Regions from separate parts of the Homo sapiens genome. Here region 1 is linked to region 2. The links are chromatin loops, found by intact Hi-C in ENCODE. Cell type or tissue: transverse colon. All regions are shown on one strand. Each heading gives the region's core, and the rest is flanking DNA. Links, peaks and the distances in the headings are about the cores only. Region 1 holds the start of LOC105377141 (a long non-coding RNA gene). Region 2 has its middle 140 kb from the start of LRIG1.

Evidence for each region. Hi-C counts contacts between places; a loop is a spot of excess contacts. Peaks named below come from ENCODE experiments on the same cell type or tissue, not always from the same donor. Only the 100,000 strongest peaks of a DNase experiment are listed, where the experiment ranks them.
Region 1: a loop joins it to region 2, with 17 times the contacts of the local background. A loop is called at or near these places in 1 of 110 quality-filtered maps.

The regions. Positions count from the first base shown.
Region 1 is chr3:66,566,374-66,576,420 of GRCh38, reverse strand. It overlaps LOC105377141 (a long non-coding RNA gene), which reads right to left and starts at 9,176. Exons shown (of 3, transcript XR_940934.2): 1 at 9,101-9,176. RefSeq lists enhancers at 2,556-3,469, 3,470-4,384. In transverse colon, for the core only: no CTCF peak of the experiment used is centred there; no DNase peak of the experiment used is centred there.
Region 2 is chr3:66,637,710-66,647,756 of GRCh38, reverse strand. No RefSeq gene overlaps it. Among named protein-coding and RNA genes, the nearest start is that of LRIG1, 140 kb to the right of the region's middle. In transverse colon, for the core only: no CTCF peak of the experiment used is centred there; no DNase peak of the experiment used is centred there; H3K27ac peaks cover 266 bases.

The DNA of each region.
Region 1 (10,047 bases), core at 3,315-8,314, 73 kb after region 2:
AATGGTCCTGGTTCCACAGCCTCACTCCATCATCCTACCTCCCACAGTGACCCACTACATACCCACATGAACCAAAAGCTTACACTTTGAGGACCAAGGACCATTTGGCTTAAGACCCCATAGAATGCCTGCCCACACCACCCTCCAAATCCAACAGCAGAAGACAGACGACCTCACCAGAATTAATAAGATAAATTGCACTGTTTTTGTTTAAACACCGATGAGGTGATGTCTGGTTTTTATTAAGTATCATAAGTAAATTATTAATTCCTACCAGAAACAAAAGTATAAACATGACCATATGATAAACATGGATACTTGAACAGTCTGTGGATCGCACGAAGGGCACCAACTGGCCAGTGAGTCTGGGACCCATAGGCTTAACTGGCTTGAGGCCTCAGCTGCACTGAAATCCCAGCAAGCTGGCATTCTGGAAGTCAGGCAAATAGGGTGTTCCGCTGCTCTACTCCACACAACCACCACCCCACACCCACAAAAAGTCCTTGACTCCATTGCTCAACACTGAATAACAACAATGATGATAATTATAACAACAGTAATAATTACAGAGCACTTCTGTGCTAGGCCCACTTTGCCCACCACACCAGCCACGAGCCACATGTAGCAAGTGAACACTTGAAATGTGGATCATCAAAATCAAGACAAGTTACAAGTGTAAAATATACACTGGATTCCACAGATACACTATGAAAAAGATACATGCAATATCTTAATAATTTTTTTATGGATTGCGTGTCAAAATAATATTTTGAATATGTTGGGTTAGGTAATATATATTATTATTATTATATTTTTTTGAGACAGAGTCTCACTCTGTTGCCCAGGATGGAATGCAGTGGTACAATCTTGGCTCACTACAAGCTCCACCTCCCGAGTTCATGCCATTCTCCTGCCTCAGCCTCCCGAGTAGCTGAGACTATAGGCGCCCGCCACCACGCCCGGCTAATTTTTTTGTAATTTTAGTAGAGACGGGGTTTCACCGTGTTAGCCAGGATGGTCTCAATCTCCTGACCTTGTGATCTGCCCGCCTCGGCCTCCCAAGGTGCTGGGATTACAGGCGTGAGCCACCGCACCGGGCCTATATTATTAAAATTAATTTCATCCGTTTACTCTTTTCTTTTTTAATATGACTACCAGAAATGCTTACTTATGTGGTTCTCATCATTTTGCCCGTGAACAGTGACTAAGTGCAAAGCATGGCACATGCATTATTGGTTTCTTTTTTCTTTTTCTTTTTCTTTTCCTGAGCAGAGTCTTTCTCTGTCTCCTAGCCTGGAGTACAGTGGTGCAATCTCGGCTCACTGCAACCTCCGCCTCCCAGGCGCAAGCAATTTTCCTTCTTCAGCCTCCCAAGTAGCTGGAATTACAGGCACGTGCCACCACGCCTGGCTAATTTTTATATTTTTGTAGAGACGGGGTTTCACTATATTGGCCAGGTTGATCTCAAACTCGTGGCCTCAAGTGATCCTTTTGCCTTGGCCTCCCAAAAGTCTGGGATTACAGGCGTGAGCCACTGGGTCCGGCCAACATGCATTATTTTCTTCTACCCTCACAGTAAACCCTTTAGATAGGGACAATTATTACCCCATTTTACAGATGATAATACTGACATTTAGTAGTTCCCACTTTAATCCCTTAAGGCCTAGGGATTGTTAGAGTGTCCTTCCCTGATTTTTTCCCTCTGAATTCTATTTCATTCTCAAGGCTTAGAACTCTGTATCCTGCCTCTCCATGGAAGCCTCAGTTCTCTTACCTCCCCTATTTCAATATCTCTTTTTCTCTCTCTCAAATGTTTGACCGTAATACTTGTCACCTGTACCTAACAATAACATACTTAAATGACATCTCCCATGTCTTACATTCTTGCTATTTCACACTGGTTGGCTTTTTTGGTGTAAAATAGTATGTTCTCATGCAGGGGTTTTCAAACTATGGGTTATAACCCAGTCATTAGTGGGATGTGAAACCAATTTGGTGAGCCATAGCTAAAAACTTTTTTTAGCTGAAATAGAAGAGCATAGAAGAAAATAGAATAGGAAAAAAAATGTATATTGTTTCCTAACACTTTTATATGTGTGTCCTGGGCCATGAGATAATTTACATTTCCAGCTAATGCATGCCAGGCTTAATACCCAGGTGATGGGTTGATTGGTGCAGCAAACCACCATGGCACACGTTTGCCTATGTAACAAACCTGCACATCCTGCACATGTACCCCAGAACTAAAAATTAAAATTAAAATAAGAATAATTTGCATTTCCAACTCTGAGGCTTAGTCCAAAAAAGTTTGAGAAACGCTGTGCTAGTGGTTTAGAGCATGGGCCCTGGGAGCTGGTGCCTGAATTTGAATCCAGGTTATTGCTGGCTAGCTGTGGGACCTTCTCCAAGCCTCAGTTTCCTCATCTGGGGGGCTTGTGAAACCAGCTTGCAGGGCCCCACTCTCAGAGTTTCTGATTCAGCAGGTCTTGAAGGAAGTCTGAGAATGTGCGTTTCTAACAAGTTCCTGGGAGATGCTGATGCTTCTGGTCAGGAAACCACACTTGAAAAACCACTGGTGGCATGCTTAAGAATATGGGCTCCATTCGATGAACCTAGGCTAAATTCCACATGGTGCTGGCATACATACCTGCTCTACAAACTCAGACTTCAAATCTGATTACACGTTTTAAACTAGTCTGTGCTTTAATGGCAGGATGTTCTGTATCATTCCTTTAAGACCTCTCCCCACACACAAAACTGACCAAGAACCCTCCTAGAGTCTTACTGAGTCCATAAGGATTTTACCACACCTCTTCCCCAGGCCAGAGAAACTGCGCTCATCAGTTACTACTGCTATTGCTTCCCACTAACACCGGGGGCGCTGCTGAAGACTGGCTCCGCACCACTGCTTGTGGATGGAGCGTTGGTTACTGAGTTGTCCTCACTGATCCGGGCACCAGCTGAAGCTCATTGAAGTCTCATTATGGCCTTTAGCGTTACAGCTTTTTTTCCCCGTTTACACTCTCATACTCAGCCATTTCTTACCAAAGCACATCCACTGTGCTTTGGTAAGCACATTTCTCATCCACTGTGCTTTGGTAAGCACGTACTCAGCCATTTCTTACCAAAGCACATCTGAACCTGGAAGTTCAGACCATCATACGCACACTGCGCCCAAACCAGCCCACCCTTGTGAATTCTCAGCCCTTTGAGTTGAACCTAATCGTTAGTAAGGCTGTCCTCAGGGTAATTTTATCTTAGGTACTTCGTCACCCTGTCTCGCCATTCTGAAAGACTCAGAATGTTGGGGGAAAGAGATTTGAGGCAATTTCCACAAACAGAGGTACCAGCTCTCCCCAGGTACCAGCTCTACATAACAAAGGGTGAGGGAGCTTTTGGTAAACCACTCAAAAGAACAAAAAGGTGTTCTTCATTCTTTTTATTATGACAATTGGAGCATGTTTATGCTTCATTTTGCAAGTAAGAGGGGCTTTTCAAGGACCTTTTCCTGACCTGGCTGTTCTACTCCAGAGACTTTTAGCCACTACTTGGATTTAACTCTCGCTTTGTCAAGCACTAAACCCATCCTCAGTTTAGGCTTATAATGTTCAATCAGCACGTAAGTACTCATGAATGGGTCATCAAAACAATTTAGTAGATTGCGACCATACTATTTTTTAATGAATTAAAATAGAAAGTAAAATTATTTTGCACGTATTAGACAATCAATTCATGAAACTTTTGTTTCACTTATGTACAAAAATGTACCTATACTAGATCAAGATTTAAAATGAATTTCTCACTGTGGGGCAAAGTCAAAAAGTTTGTCTACTGCTCTCTGCAAAAGGTCTTTTTGCTCTTTTGTTTGGCTTTCTCTTCATCCTTTAGGCTCAACTCCAGGAAGCCTTTTTTGGCCCCCCTCTTCCAGACTTCAAGCTTCCAGAAAATCCTGTGTGTCTCTAAGAACACTTGCCAGGTTGTTTTGCAATAATCTGTGTAAGTACTCTGAGACCCTCCCCTTCACTCATTCACCCCCTATGGACCTTGAGCTCCTTAGGGACAAAGACTGGGTCTTAATCTCCATTGTATCCTCAGCACGGGGTGCACAAAACACTTGGTACGGTAAATATTTGCTGAATGTACCAACCTGTCCTTATGAATTGTTGCCTCTGGCAGCTTTCAGATGCCACCTTATATATAAACTTTTCTCTAACCTTGTATTTGGTCACTTAGTGCACATTTTTATAGGTCATCTGTTTTCGCCTAGTCGAATTTAAACCCCGGGAGGACACAGAGATCACCTCTTATCATTCTTTGTATCTTGAGTCTTCCGAGAAAATTTTTCCCAGGTAATTGATGGGTGGTGATGCTGAGCAACAGATTAGTCCTATCTCAGCTTGTTCCAGAAAGTATTTAAGGGTGCTTGACAGGATACATTAAATGAAGCAACATAAGTTAAAAGGCAATGAAAACGTCTAAGAATTGTCACCAAAAGATCAATCTATGCATGAAGATTTTGATACGAGTGTTTATTACATTTTTTTGGTTGTTTTATAAAAGGAAACATTTAGAAACAGCCTAACATTCAACAATCTTATATTGATTGAATATATTATGGAACATCTACAAGACAGAAGACACCTAATCACATAGAAAGATGTGCATGGTGTAGTAAGTGGGGTGAAGGGAAGGACAGTTATAAAACACTATATATGATATAATCTCATTTTGTATTAGGTTGGTGCAAAGGTAATTGTGGTTTTTGCCACTAAAAGTAATGGCAATAATAGGCAAGGCACAGTGGCTCACGCCTGTAATCCCAGCATTTTGGGAGGCCGAGGCAGGTGGATCACTTGAGGTCAGGGGTTCAGACCAGCCCTGCCAACTTGGTGAAACCCCGTCTCTACTAAAAATACAAAAATTAGCCAGGCATGGTGGTGCACAACTGTAATTCCAGCTACTTAGGAGGCTGAGGCAGGAGAATCACTTGAATCTGGGGGGCAGAGTTTTCAGTGGGCCAAGATGACACTAGTGCACTCCAGTCTGGGTGACAGAGCAAGACTCTGTCTCATAAGAAAAAAAAAAAGTATGGCGATAACCGCAATTACCTTTGCACCAACCTAAAATATATGTATAGACTGTGGGTTAGGTGGGGGTAGGGAGAAAATATACCAAAATATAAATGGTGTTCTCTCTGGGTATGACTAGGTGATTTTTACTCATTTTGTGTTTGCTTTTCTGTGTTCTATACATTTTTAAAGATTTCGTTTGCACAAAGTATCATTCTTTAGTAAAGGCAGGGTAGGGACGTTTATTTTTTTTAAGTAGGTAGGCCAAAAGAAAGAAAAATACAAGTAGAAAGCTAAGAATGAGGCTTATTCCAAAAGTGAACACCATACAAACCTAAATAAGCAAGTCACAAATTTGACTCTGAGCTTTCCAGCAATTAACACAGAAAGGGAATCAGGACAGGCTATCTAACTCACACTGTCCAGGAACAACATGGCTTTTCCTGATACAGAGGAGCAGGAGGACATTCTGCAATGTAAGGAATAACATCCTCAACCAGATCCTGTCATCGAGGTGAGTTTCCTGGAGTTGGTTTGGAATAGAGCAGGCTCTAAATTAGATTACCATGTTCCCCATTATTATTATTATTATTATTATTATTATTTGGTAGAGGCAGTGTCTCACTATATTGCCTGGGCTGGTCTTGAACTCCTGGCCTCAAGAAATCTTCCTGCCTTGGCCTCCCAAAGTGCTGAGGTTACAGGCAGAAGCCACCATACTACCTGGCCTCCCTGCCTTTCTTCTAAGGATAGCTTTAGGCAAAGTATTTAATTCCTCACTAAGTACCTCTATTTAATAGTGGTGAATTAATTACTTCATATCTAAATAACTAGCGATTATTAATAGCTGCAATGAGTAATTATAGTGATTAAGCCATCCTAGCCTAGGCTGGCTTCTCAGAATCAGTTCCCTCTCCCAAATTGCCAGGAGCACCATTCTTGAGGAGGGGTCTCCTAAGCCTTGCACTGCAGTGGGGCCGAGAGGCAACTCAGTGACTCACCTACATTTTCACTTCTGGCTCATCCAGGCGTGCAAAGGCAAGAAGCCAGAAAGACTTGATTATTTAAACTATCTCCTATCTAAAGCCCAATGTGCCCAGTAAAACCAAATTAGTAAATTTTTTTTCATGCACAGGGGCTCCTGGAACGGACACATAGAGAAAAGAAGGCAAAAGGCTGCAGAAAGGGATTTGGTCTCCAATAAAATTCCCCTCTCTGGATTCCCAGGCCTTCTCTAATGGAAGCATTTGGAGTCTGAGTTCTTATGACACCTGCCCCTAGGTATGCCTGACACTGCACTAGGTGCTGGGCTACAAAAGTGAATGTAGGCAGGTGAGAGAAGTTCCCAATGGGGGGGCTACTGGATAAGCAGATCATTTCAGTATCATAGTTAGAGAGGGCACAAGAAACTAGGGGAACACAAAGAGATCCTCAAGGGTCAGGGAAGGCCTCCTGGAGAAGATGATATCTAATCTGGGTCTTGAAGGAACATATGGTTCAGTAGAACTGAGAAAAAGGTACAGGTCATTTAAAGGAACCACAGACATACTCTATTCTGGGAACTACAATCATCTCCTTATTACCAGAGCATAAAGTTCCAAATGGGATGGAGATGAAGCAAAAGAGGCAAGTTGAGGCCAAATCATGGAGGGCCATGGATGTAGCACTAAAGAAGCAGTCTTTGATCCTTTAGGCCTGGCCCAGACCAGGCAGATGCTGTGAATTAATGCACTATCCCAGGGACAAGAGAAGACCATGGGGACTGTGGCAAACTGGAGTGCACTTGAGTCAGTACTCGTATTGCCAGATCTTTCCATTGTTTAAGAGAGGTCAGAATCCAGATCCCTATGTACAACTCTCCCTCAAGGGAAACATTGGTGATTAATTCAAATTTAAAACACAGAGAATAACCAGCAAGGGGAAGGCCCCAATACTGTGTCCGTGAGCCTGATTTAACCTGAGGGCCAGATTTGGCCTATAGGTTACCATGTTGCCACTTCTGCCTTAGAAAGTAAGAACTTAAACGTAAACGTCAAAACTATAAAAACCCTAGAAGAAAATCTAGGCAATAACATTCAGAACATAGGCACAGGCAAAGATTTCAAGACAAAAATGCCAAAAGCAATAGCGACAAAAGCAAATATTGATAAATGGAATCTAATTAAACTAAAGAGCTTCTGCTCAGCAAAAGAAACTATCATCAGAGTGAATAGGCAGCCTACAGAATGGGAGAAAATATTTGCAATCTATCCATCTGACAAAGGTCTAGTATCCAGAGTTTACAAAGAACTTAAACAAATTTACAAGAAGAAAAAAAAAGAGTGGGCAAAGGACACGAATGGACACTGCTCAGAAGAAGGCATTCACGCAGCCAACAAACATGAAAAAAAGCTGAGCATCACTGATCATTAGAGAAATGCAAATCAAAACCACAATGAGATACCATCTCACAGTCAGAATGGCAATTATTAAAAAGTCAGGAAACAACAGATGCTGGCGAGGTTGCAGAGAAAAAGGAAGGCTTTTATACTGTTGGTGGAAGTGTACATTAGTTCAACCATGTGGAAGACATTGTGGCAATTCCTCAAATACCAAGAGACAGAAATACCATGTGACCGAGCAATCCCATTATTGGGCATATACCCAAAGGAATATGTATCATTCTAATATAAAGATACATGCATGCGTATGTTCGTTACAGCACTATTCACAATAGCAAAGAGATGAAATTAACCCAAATGTTCATCAATAACATAATGGACTAAGAAAATGTGGTAAATATACACCATAGAATACTATGCAGCCATTTAAAGGAATGAGATCATGTCCTTTGCAGGGACATGGATGGAGCTGGAAGCCATTATTTTCAGCAAACTAACACAGGAACAGAAAACCAAACACCACATGTTCTCACTTGTAAGTGGGATCTGAATGATGAGAACACATGGAGACAGGGAGGGAAGCAACACACTGGGGCCTGTCGGGGGTTGGGGGAAGGGAGAGCATCAGGAAGAATAGACACTGGAGAGACACAGGGGACTGGAGAGACATGTGGAGAAACACAGGGGACAAGTATGTGAGAGTAAGGACTTGTCTCATTCATCTTGCATCCTCAGCCATCACCTATGACGGAATCATATGGAATCAATGAGCATTTTAATGAATTGATTAGTTTATTAATGATTTGGTGGCTAAAGACCAAGCTTCAAGTCCTGGCTTGGCTACTCATTAACTGGGTAACACAGGTCAAGAAACTTGATGTTTTAGAGCCTTATTTTCCCACTCTGTAAATTGGGGATAATAATGCCCACTGTGTCTACCCTATTGGCTCAAAATCCAAATGCAGAAATGCCCATAAGGAAGAGCTTTATAAACTCACAAGTGCCCTATAGGATGGACTGGGGTGATTACAATTACTTTGCCAAACCTGGGTATCTTTAAGAGTAGCATTTTTTTTTTTCGAGAAGGAGTCTCGCTCTGTTGCCCAGGCTGGAGTGCAGTGGCGCAGTCTCGGCTCACTGCAAGCTCCACTTCCCGGGTTCAATCCATTCTCCTGCCTCAGCCTCCCGAGTAGCTAGGACTACAGGCGCCCTCCACCACTCCTGGCTAATTTTTTGTATTTTTAGTAGAGACGGGGTTTCACTGTGTTCGTCAGGATGGCCTCGGTCTCCTGACCTCGTGATCTGCCTGCCTCAGCCTCCCAAAGTGCTGGGATTACAGGTGTGAGTCACCGCACCTGGCCAAAGGTAGTATTCTTAAGTATACAGAAAACAAGAGAGAAAATGTTCAGAATTGGATACCTTTAAGATGGCCTTCCAAGCTTTGACAGGTTCCTACCTCACTGCAAGAAGTGTGGCACTCAATGCCAAGGCTTCAGTCCCATGCCAATGAACAAATGTAAGGCAAAGGAATCCTCCCACAAACCGCTCCATCAGCTATGTATGTGCTGTGAACTGTACATTCCAATTACACAGAAGCACTTTGAGTCAGACTTCCATATGCAGAGTGCTCTGTAGAGCCTTTGCACGTACCATTCCCTCTGCCCAGAGCACTCCTGCTTAGCTTTTAGGTCTCAGCTTCAGCTCCTTAGCATTCTTATAAAAACAGTTTTGGAACTCATGAATCACATGAAAGATCTCAGAGACCCCAGAGATTCCAGACCTCTGCTGACTAAGCTATTACTTAGCAACCATTTCTTATGTTTCTCTCTTCTCTCTCACTGCAACTAAAAGTTCACTCTCTTTTTTTTTTTTTTTTTTTTTTTTTTGAGATGAAGTCTCACTCTGTCGCCCAGGCTGGAGTGCAGAGGCGCGATCTCAGCTCGGTGCAACCTCTGCTTCCCGGGTTCAAGTGATTCTTCTGCCTCAGCCTCCTGAGTAGCTGGGATTACAGGCGCACGCCAGCACGCCCGGCTAATTTTTGTATTTTTAGCAGAGACGGGGTTTCACCAAGTTGGTCAGGCTGGTCTCGAACTCTTGACCTCGTGATCCGCCTGCCTCGGCCTCCCAAAGTGCTGAGATTACAGGCGTGAGCCACTGCGCCCTGCCAAAAGTTCACTCTTTAAGTAATAACAACTACATAGAATTGAGCTAAACCCTTCCATAACTCCAAAAGTACTGTAGGCAGCAGACTTCTAACCACTTCAAAAGAATTTACTGTTGACTGGGTGCAATGTCTCACACCTGTAATCACAGCACTTTTGGGAGCCTGAGATGGGAGCTTCACTCAATGTCAGGAGTTCATTACCAGCCTGGGCAACATAGTGAGACCCCCATCTCTACCAAAAATTTTAAAAATTAGCCAGGCATGATGGCGTGCATCTATAGTTCCAGCTATTCAGGAGGCTGAGGCAGGAGTATCACTTAAGCCCAGGAGTTTGAGGCTGCAGTGGGCTATGATCACATTACTGCATCCCAGTCTAGGCGACAGAGCCAGACCCCATCTCAGAAAAAAACAAAAACAAAAACAAAAACAAAAA
Region 2 (10,047 bases), core at 2,030-7,029:
AAAGCGGAGCAAGGATAGGAATCCAGGCAATCTAGCTCCAGAGTTCATGCCCTTAATGAAGACTCTGCATCTGCCGCTCTGAGATTCTGTGAAAGCTCCTGTACTCGATTCTAGAGGTTCCACGGTCTCCCTGTTTGTAACCTCAGCCCCTCGTCCATGCTTTACATAGCAGCCAGGTGTGCTCCATTACACCCTTTATTGGCTTCTCATTGTACCATCCTGCTGGCTGTGGCCTTTGTCTACCTCTCCAAGCCCATGTCCTTCCTCTCCCTCACTTTCTGTCTTCCAGTCACGCTAGTCTCTGATCTCTGGTCTCCACCTCAAGCCTTTGAATTTAATTTTTTCTCCAACTGGAGTGCTCTTCCTCCCTTCTTTTCCATCTCATTCTTGTGATCTCTGCTTCCATGTCACTCCTCAAAGAGGGCTTCTGTGATTAACTTATCAACATAAGTTCTCCTGGGTTTGCGTTCTATATTTTGCATATTAACCCCTTCTTGGTTCTGGGTATTGCAAATATCTTCTTCCAGCTTTTCGGCTTGGCTTTTCACCTCCTTGTTGCTCATTAAAATGAGCACAATTCTGATTTTAATGAGTCAGATTGAGCAATCTTTTTCTGTATATTTTGTGCTTTTTGTTTCTTGCTTAAGAAATCATTCCCTACCTCCATGGGTCGTGGAGATACACTTTTTTTACTTCTTCCTAAAATTATTAAAGTTTTGCCCTTCACATTTAAGTCCCCAGTGCATCTGGAATTGACTTTGATGCAAGTTGTGAGGTAGGCATGCAATTTCTTTCTCTTTCCATATGAATAAATGTCCTAACATCAATTACTAAATAGCCCATTTCTCTGCCATTGGCCCCACATGGATGCTGTCTGGTACATTTCTGTGGTCTGCTGGCCAATCCCTGGTTCAATAATACACTGTCTTATTTCATAGTGTTTGTTTGTTTTGTTTTTTTGAAACAGATTCTTAGTCTGTTGCCCAGGCTGGAGTGCAGTGGCACAGTCTCAGCTCACTGCAACCTCTGCCTCCCAGGTTCAAGTGATTCTCGTGCCTCAGCCTCCCAAGTAGCTGGGATTACAGGTGTGTGCCACCATTCCCAGCTAATTTTTGTATTTTTAGTAGAGACAGGGCTTTGCCATGGTGGCCAGGCTGGTCTCAAACTCCTGGCCTCAAACGCCTTGGCCTCCCAAAATGCTGGGATTACAGATGTGAGCCACCGTGCCTGGCCTTATTTCATATAGTCTTGATATGTGTTGTGGCAAGTCCCCTTCACTAATTTGTTTCTTAAGTAATGTCTTGCTAATTCTTGGCCTTTGCTATTCTAGGTAAGTTTCTGAAACAGCCTGTCAAATTCCACTAAAAATAAATAAAACATAAAAATAAACCTGCTTGGACATTTTCATTGGAATTACTTTGTATCTACATATTAATTTAGGAAGAATTACCATCTTTAAAATATTGAGTGTATGCATAAATAGGAACTAACTCTGTATTTATTTAGGTTGTCTCATGCATTTTCCCGACAGCTTTATTGACAAATAAGAATTGTACGTGCAAGGTGTATATACAATGTGATGATTTGATATATGTATACATTGTGGAATGATGATCAAATTAATTAACATATCCATCATCACACTTAGTTATCGTGTGTGTGTGTGTGTGTAGACACTTAAGATCTACTCTTAGCAAATTTCAAGTAAGCAATACAGTATTATTAACTATAGTCATCCTGCTGGACATTAGATCACAGAATTCATTCATCTTAAGACTGAAAGTTTGCACCCTTAGATCAACATTTCTTAACTCCCCACCACCACCACCTCATTCAATGCTTTTAATGCTTTCAATTTATAATTTTCTCCATCAGATCTTATATATATTTAATTATGTTTGTTGCTAAAATATGTAGATAGTTAGAAGATACCTTGCTATGATAATCAGGACTTTGCTTACATTTTTTGTTTATTGCTATTGTAGAGAAATGTAAATTAACTGTATATAGATATAATATTCCACAAACTTGCTAAATTCTTATATCTAATTATGGGTTTTTTGTAAGTTTGCTTTCTGCATAGACATATAATATCATCTGTAGATAATGAGAGTTTGGTTTCTTCCTTTCTAATATTTATATGTTTATTTACTTTTCTTATTTTATTGCATAAGCTAGGACCTCCAAAACAATGTTTAATAAAATAACTGTCAGTTTTTTATTCTGGTTTTAAAATAAATGCTTTTAACATTTCAACATGAAGACTGATGTTTGGTTATAGGTTTTGGTAGATACTGTTTTGGTTTGTATTAAGAAGTTTCCTTTCTGTTCTTTTTTTCCTAATTTAAAATAAATGTTTATATTTTTTTTAGAGGCAGAGTCTCAGTGTTGCTCAGGCTGGTCTCAGACGACTAGCCTCAAGCCTATTCTTAATATTTACCATATTTTTTAATCATAAATGTTTGCTGAATTTTATTTAGTCCTTTTTTTAATCTAGTGGAGTTTATTTCCTATATTTTATTAATATAGCCAATTAATAGATTTGTCCAAGGTTGAACCAACCTTGCTTTCCTAAAATAAACTCTTGGCTATTGTGCATCCTCTTTCTTTATACTTTGACAGATTTAGTTTCTTTAATTTGTGCTTTGAATTCTGTGTTTATTATCTTTAATACATTTGGGCCATTATTTTCTTCTTTTACACTGTTCTTGTCTAGTTTTGGTGTCTGGGCTTTAATAGCCTCATAAAAATGAATTATGACATGGTCCTTTTTCTATTTTTGAAGATATTTCATATGATTGGATTTGTCTGTTCCTTGAACATTTGGTAGAACTTGCCAGTAAGAAGCATCTGGCCTGGTGTTTTCTTGGTGAGAAGACTTTCTAACTGCTGAATCAACATCTTTGATTATTTTAGGATGTGGTAGATTACAAGAATGGTTGCAGTTCTCCATTCTTCTCTATATCCATGCCCTCTCACTAAAGAGAAAGTATCTATTTCCTCATTTTTTTGAATCTGGACTAGCCTTGTGAATTTCTTAGCCAATAGAATGCAGTTCTTCCACTGTCCCTGTTTCACAAGAGGCCTTTTGTGCTTCTGCTCATTATGTTAGAACCCTGCCACCAGCAAGAACAAGCCCTACCTAGCCTGTTGGAGGATGAAAGACCATCTAGTGGTCAAGCAGTTTGTCTCAACTGAGGCCACACTTTACTGCTGTCCTATAGCCAACTTTCCTTGAAGCATATTTGAGAGTGAGCCCAACTTCGATCCGCAGAGCCACCTACCTAATCTGCAGTCTGCTAGTCAGCCTCACTGAGACAGAGAAACAATCCAACTGACCTGTGGATTTCTGAGCAATAATAAATATTTGTCATTTTAAGTCATCGACTGGCAGGTTGGTAGTTAAACGGCAATAGATAGCTAACGCATAGGACCATCTATATTTTCTGATTCTTGAATCACTTTGGGTAACTTGTACTTGTCCAAAAATGTATCTATTTCATCTGAATTATTTAAAGTTATTGGCATAAAATCATTCATACTAATCTTATCTTGTATTTTTTAATTTCTGATGCATCTATAATGCCCCTTTCTAATTATTTTGCTTGGGTTTTCTTTTTACTTGATCGACCTTATAGGAAGTTTAATTATATCACTTTAGTAAACCAACTACTATCTGTTGATGGGGAGGGTCTCTATTATGCATTGTGTTATCTTTCGTTGAAGTCTGCCCTTTCCATTATTATGTCCCTCGTTTTATTTTCTTCAGCTTTTTTAGCCTATTATTTATTTGTGTTATTTTATTTCAGTTGAATCTTAGTTAATTTGTTTTCTACTTTTTCTATTTTTAAATGTAATCATTTAAGGATGCAAATTTCCCTTGAAGTAGGCCAGGCGCAGTGGCTAACACCTGTAATCCTAACACTTTAGGAGGCCAAGGCAGGTGGATCACCTGAGGTCGGGAGTTCGAGACCAGCTTGTCCAACATAGTGAAACCCCATCTCTACTAAAAATACAAAAATTAGCTGGGCGTGGTGGTGCACACCTGTAATCCCAGCTACTGAGGAGGCTGAGGCAGGAGAATCGCCTGAACCCGGGAAGTGGAGGTTGCAGTGAGCCGAGATTACACTATTGTACTCCAGCCTGGGTGACAAAGAGTGAAATTCTGCCTTAAAAAAAAAAAAAAATTTCCTTGAAGAATATTTTTGTTGCATCCCATGAGTTTTCCTATACAGTGTGTTCACTATCATTCAGTTTGAAAACCCATTATAGTTTATTTGACATATGAGCTAGAGAAGTATGCTTTTAATATCCAAACAAATGAGGGGGAGGGCCAGTTAAACTTTTTAAATTCATGGCTAGCCTTATTTTTATAGTCAGAAAGTACTACAACCAATTCATGTTGACTCACAATATATGATTGTTAAAGATTCAGGAATTTTGCAAACCCATCGTTAAGCCATTGGTAGCTTGAAATCAGCTGTGGTGGAAGTATTAATACCATGAATACTTAATGGTAATTAAGTATTACATTAATGGTAATACCATTAATACCATGAATAGGGAATCGCTGCAAATCAAGGCTTTTTTATTTCTCTTTCCCACAGAGGTAGTTTACTAGCATACCATTTGCCAGCGTGGTACCAAATGCTTAAAATTTGTTTGACGCTTGCTTTATACTCCAGTATGTGTTCAAATTTTATGCACATTGTGTGTATGCACAAAAAAGTTTATTTCAGTTATTAGTAATAGTGTTATATACATGTCCACTAGATTATTCTTGCTAATCATGTTGTTTAAATGTTCTATATTTTTACCTCCTTCATCTACAATCTTTACCACTGTTATCTTTAGCACCTACCTAGCGTTACCAGCCACTCAATACATTTTTATTAAATTAAGATGTAAATTATGGAATGACAGTTGAAGGAGTGGAAGGACTTGGTACATAGTGATAAAGAGAAGGCAGGTCCTTGGAGAAGGTATTTATTACACATCTTACATTCGAAAGGAAGGAGCAGGGGCTCTGCCCAGTCAGTGTAATTAGTGTGAACTGTGGAGGAAACTGAAGTCCAAGCCATCCGTGGAGTTGCCAAATGGAAGGAACCTATGGTCCGCACTCTCAGGGTGTCAGGCCAGCTCAAGTTTCACAAAGGAGTGAGGAAAATGGATTGAAAAAGCCTGAAAAGGCTGAGGATATCTAAAAATACTCACCATCTCTATGCAATGTCATCTGCATGTTACAAGTTTAATATTCATTTTGTAAAGTGTTTCCAGATCAGTTGTGTCTCTTAATATACATTTTTATTTTTTAAAAGGCTTAGTGCACTAGTTTAGGTTAGTGAATGGCTAAACGCCCCAAGAAATCATGAGCAATGTCAGAACAAAGTACTAGCGATACCGTTTACCCTTTGACCACCCTATTCTCAGTTTCCGCTCCAACAGGTTTTATTTATCTTAAGATTAAAGCAAATCACCAGTGGACATATAGTTATTGCTTTATGGTGAAATGCAAACACATAAGCCAGAGGCATCAGTGGTTTCTGTCACCTTTGAAAAATGATTCATTTTTATGAGCTTTGTTTTTCACTATTGGGAAACTTGATAACATTTCAGAGCCTGAAATCCTTCCCTAAGCTGAAATAACCTGTTGAAAGTAAATATAAGCCAAGCCTAGGCTAGAAGTGCAGAGGTTTAAAAAAATAAAATCCTTGAATCTAGAAACAGGTCTGTTCATATTATTGCAATAAGGAAAATAAATCGTAATTGGATTTCACTGAGTCGCAATTTACCCTGAAACTAATTGTATTATATCAGAGAAATCTAAGACTCACAAATGCACTGATTAGTACATCTGCTCCATTACTCGGTGCCATCTTTAATCAATCATAATGATCCTCCACTGGGCCTCAGAATCCTTCTCGACACAGAGCAACAAGAGAAACCTAAATACCGTTTCTCATTCTCACTGAATAAAGACGTCACCACCATTTCCCATTTTGCCATCAAACAAATGCTAAACTCATCCCCTTGATGTAGGTTCTGGGTTTTATGTTGGTTAGCTTACTCTAGGCAGTTCAGGGGTAGACCTCTAAAATTTGGTGACACCGGCGTTCTATTTCTCTTTCACAAATAATCTGTTTTTCATTTATTCTGCTTCTGTCTTACCATAACTTATTTCCTTCTCTCTGTTTATAATAGTTCATATGTATATAAGTCCTTAATCTTATAAACTTCCTTAATCTTATAAATTATATATATAAAGGAAATTTATTAAATTTCTTTAATCCTAACATATATATAATATGTAAATTATATATTAGATTTCCTTACTCATAAAATTTCCTTAATCTTGTAAAAAATATATGTAATATATAACATAAAGATTAAATTTCTGTAATCTTATAAAGCATATATATTATGTATATAATTTACAAGATTAAAGAAATTCCTAGCAGCAGAGAAATGTGCAATCAGATAAAATAAAATTGCCTTACTTTCCTTGAGATGAACTTAGTGGCTATGGTCCCCATAGAACACACTGGAAGGAGATAAGCTCTATTCTGCAGCAGTAAAAGTTGTGATAATAATCAGCAAGTGATTTTTCCACAATGGTGAGATTTTCCATCAGATTTCATTTGACCTTGCACACTGTGTTTGCAATGAATAATTAATGGTACCTATTACAGTAATGTTCCATTTAACTGGCATTGTCAGGGAATTAGATGCCCTAAATGAGTGAACTGGCCAGATACTAAGACTTACTTCCTGTAAGCGCTAAGAAAATATTTATTATAACTATTTCTTGTGCTTATTTTTCTAAAATGTATAGCAATATTTTGTGACTTATTGACATTCACTGAAACACTAACGTCTATTCATTCAACAAATGCTTAGTGGAAGGCTAATATGTGCCAAGAACTATGCCAGGTATGAGCACTATAATGGTGATTGAAAGAGACAGAGACCCTGTCCTTATTAAACCTGTGTTCTGGTGAAGAAGAGAGATAATTAAACAAGGAATCCCACTGAACTAAGTGCTAGGATAAGAGAAGTAGAGACTATTATGAGCTACATTGAACTGAATGGCAAAACAGTTGAATTCAAAGTTGTTTGAGTTCTCCAAAACGGTTTGCCTCTCCACTAAATAACCTCTGATTGCCGTGTCTTGCATCCTTGTGATTGATCTTGGTAATTTGTGGATTATTTCTTTTAAATTCAGCTATATTCTTGCTGCTTGCTATGTGTATGATGCTGCTCCTACTATTTTTCGGCTACACAATAAAGTACATAAAGTGATTAAACTAAAATTGGTAAATACATGACGTATTAGTTACCCACTGCTGCATTAACAAATTACCTCCAAAACTTATCAGCTTAAAACAATGCATAATTATTTTTGCACAGTTTCTGTGCATCAGGAATCCACAGAAATCCAGCGCACTTTGTTGGAAGCTCTACCTTAGGGTCTTTGGTCTCTGACATGGCTGTGTGCAATGAAGTGCTAGAGTCTCGCCTGAAGGCAGGATACCATTCCTCAAGGGCTGTTGGGTGGAGAGCTTCAGTTCTTTGCTGGCTGTTGCCTGGAGGCCACTCTCAGTTCCTTGTTACATGAGCCTCTTCAGCATGGCAGCTTTCTTCATCAAAGCCAGCAGAAAGAACATCTGCAGCAAGATGGAAGTCACAATCTTTTGTAACCTAACCACAGAAGTGACATTCCATCACCTTTGCCACATTTTTTTATTCCAAGCAAGTCATTATGGCCCGCCCCCATGGAGATGAATACTAGGAAGGAGATCACTGTGAACCATTGCAGAGGCTGCTTACTCCACACACCAAGCATGTATCATTGTCTTTCTTCTAGAGGCTGTAGCAAACATCACTAAACAATCATGGCACTCTTTCCCATTAAGCCCAGAAAGGGCATCAAAATCTTACCTAGCAGAGGACCCCAAGAGGTCTGTTACTGATCAGTTGGTGATATAAAACCAATTTGCCTTCTTTTATTTAAACAGTAACAATTCCAAATCATTGCCATAGGGAAAACATTTAGGTAAGGAATCTGGACAGAAACAGAGGACTCTAGTTGAAAACAGAACTACAGCATGGTACAACTATATCCATCATTTTCCAAGTCAATGGGAGCAAAGCAAAGTCTGCAGCAGAAATCAATTGATAAAGACAAATATTTTACAGTAAAGGCCATGAATCAGGAAATGCACATCACAGAATACAAGAGAAACCAGATCATATTATGGTTGAAGATATGCAAGAAGAATCCAGTCCTGACCAGGACAGAGATTATTCCCTTGGCTACACTGAACAAGAGTCATCAATGTTTTACTCAATGAAAAATACTGGAGATGGATATCAGACACCATGGACTGTCTTTTTGTTTCTGTTTTATCTCTGTCTCAGATTGGGGGATTTCCTGATATATATATATATATACTTCTTCTATATGTATGTGTGTGTTCTTCAATGTAAAGTTTATTTCTAAGTATTTTTTACTTAGTACTTAATGGGTAATTCACTAATATTTTGTGGGGAGATAATTTGAGGCTCTGTAATTATCTTATTCCTCATTAGAGTTCTAGCCCTTGTTGATGATTCTCACCTGAATCTGTTATTTCTTTGATAGTTGCTGCCAAGATTTTTAAGAGTGACTTTGGCATGAATGGTTTAAAGGAATAATTTCCAGATTATCAGCTCCTCTTTAGGTACTCCTAAAACTGCTATGTCTGAGAGCATGACTGCGACATGCGAGTTCTCCTTCCAAGGCCTCAAGGGGCCTGAGCACCTCCTTCAGGACATGCAGAGACACAACATTAAAGATGATGATCCTTCGGTTGTGTGGTAGGCTTCAGCGGGTCCTCTGCCACTTCCCCTTTCACAACTACCTTTTCCCCTTTTACAAAAGAAACGCCCACCTCTAACTCATCCTGAATCTCGTTGTGGTGTATTGCCCCAGGAAAAAGAAAAAAAAAAAAAAAAACAGGTCTCCCAACAAAGGAGTGATTCAAAATCTAGCTGTTTCAGTGTTGAGAAAGTGAAACATTCTAATGATTGGGTTACAAATCCTTTTGTAAGTCAACCGGTTTTCAATTCTTTGCTTTCAACAAAATTGAATGAGGATCTGATGGAGTTGTCAGCTGGTAGAGCATTAAAAATATTTTTGATGATAGATCACCACATAATTTTTGGCAAATAATTTGAAAGAATTGAGTGATGTTGCTATAATAAATCTCTTTCCATTCCCATCTACTAATGTGGACAAAATTTTTCAGTCCTTACAGCTATGATTAAAAGCAAAGAAAAGAAATAAAATTGATGCTGAACCCTGTCTCTTTTGGAAAGTAAAACATATTTAGAAGTTAATGGGAAGGGAGGGAAAAGCCCCATCCATCTCATTTAAGATATGCAATTACAGCCTGGCGTTGGTGGCTCACACCTATAATCCCAGCACTGTAGGAGGCCAAGGGGGGGAGGATCACTTGAACCCAGGTGTTCAAGACCAGCCTGGGCAACATAGTGAGACCCCATGCCTATTAAAAAAAAAAAAAAAAGATATGCACTTCCAATAAAGTTTTATTATAGTCTAGTTTCACAATTATCTACAAATAATACATTTGTTGTTTTCAGCAAATTAGTACAAATAATAGTTGTAATGGTAACAGAGAAGAAATTTTTAACATCTAGAATAGCAAACTCACAGAAAATATTAAAAATTTAAATATTAACTTTATAATATCTTGATTCAGGCAAGTGTGACAGTGACCAATAAGAAACCTTTCAAGCATTAAAATATACTATAGTAAAGTCTGTGCAGGAAGTAGAATGGAAACAGGAAAAGGACTGACATATCAAATCCCTAGGATATTTAATTTCCACTAGTTGAAGCTAAAAGAGTTAATCAAACCATTTTCATTTTACAGCATCAAAGTTTGCTAGAAATTATCCAGCTTTTATACAACTTGTTAACCTTATGATGAAATATTTTAGTTCTCAACTTTAAAATATGTAAGGAGTAAATAATTTTTCAAAAAC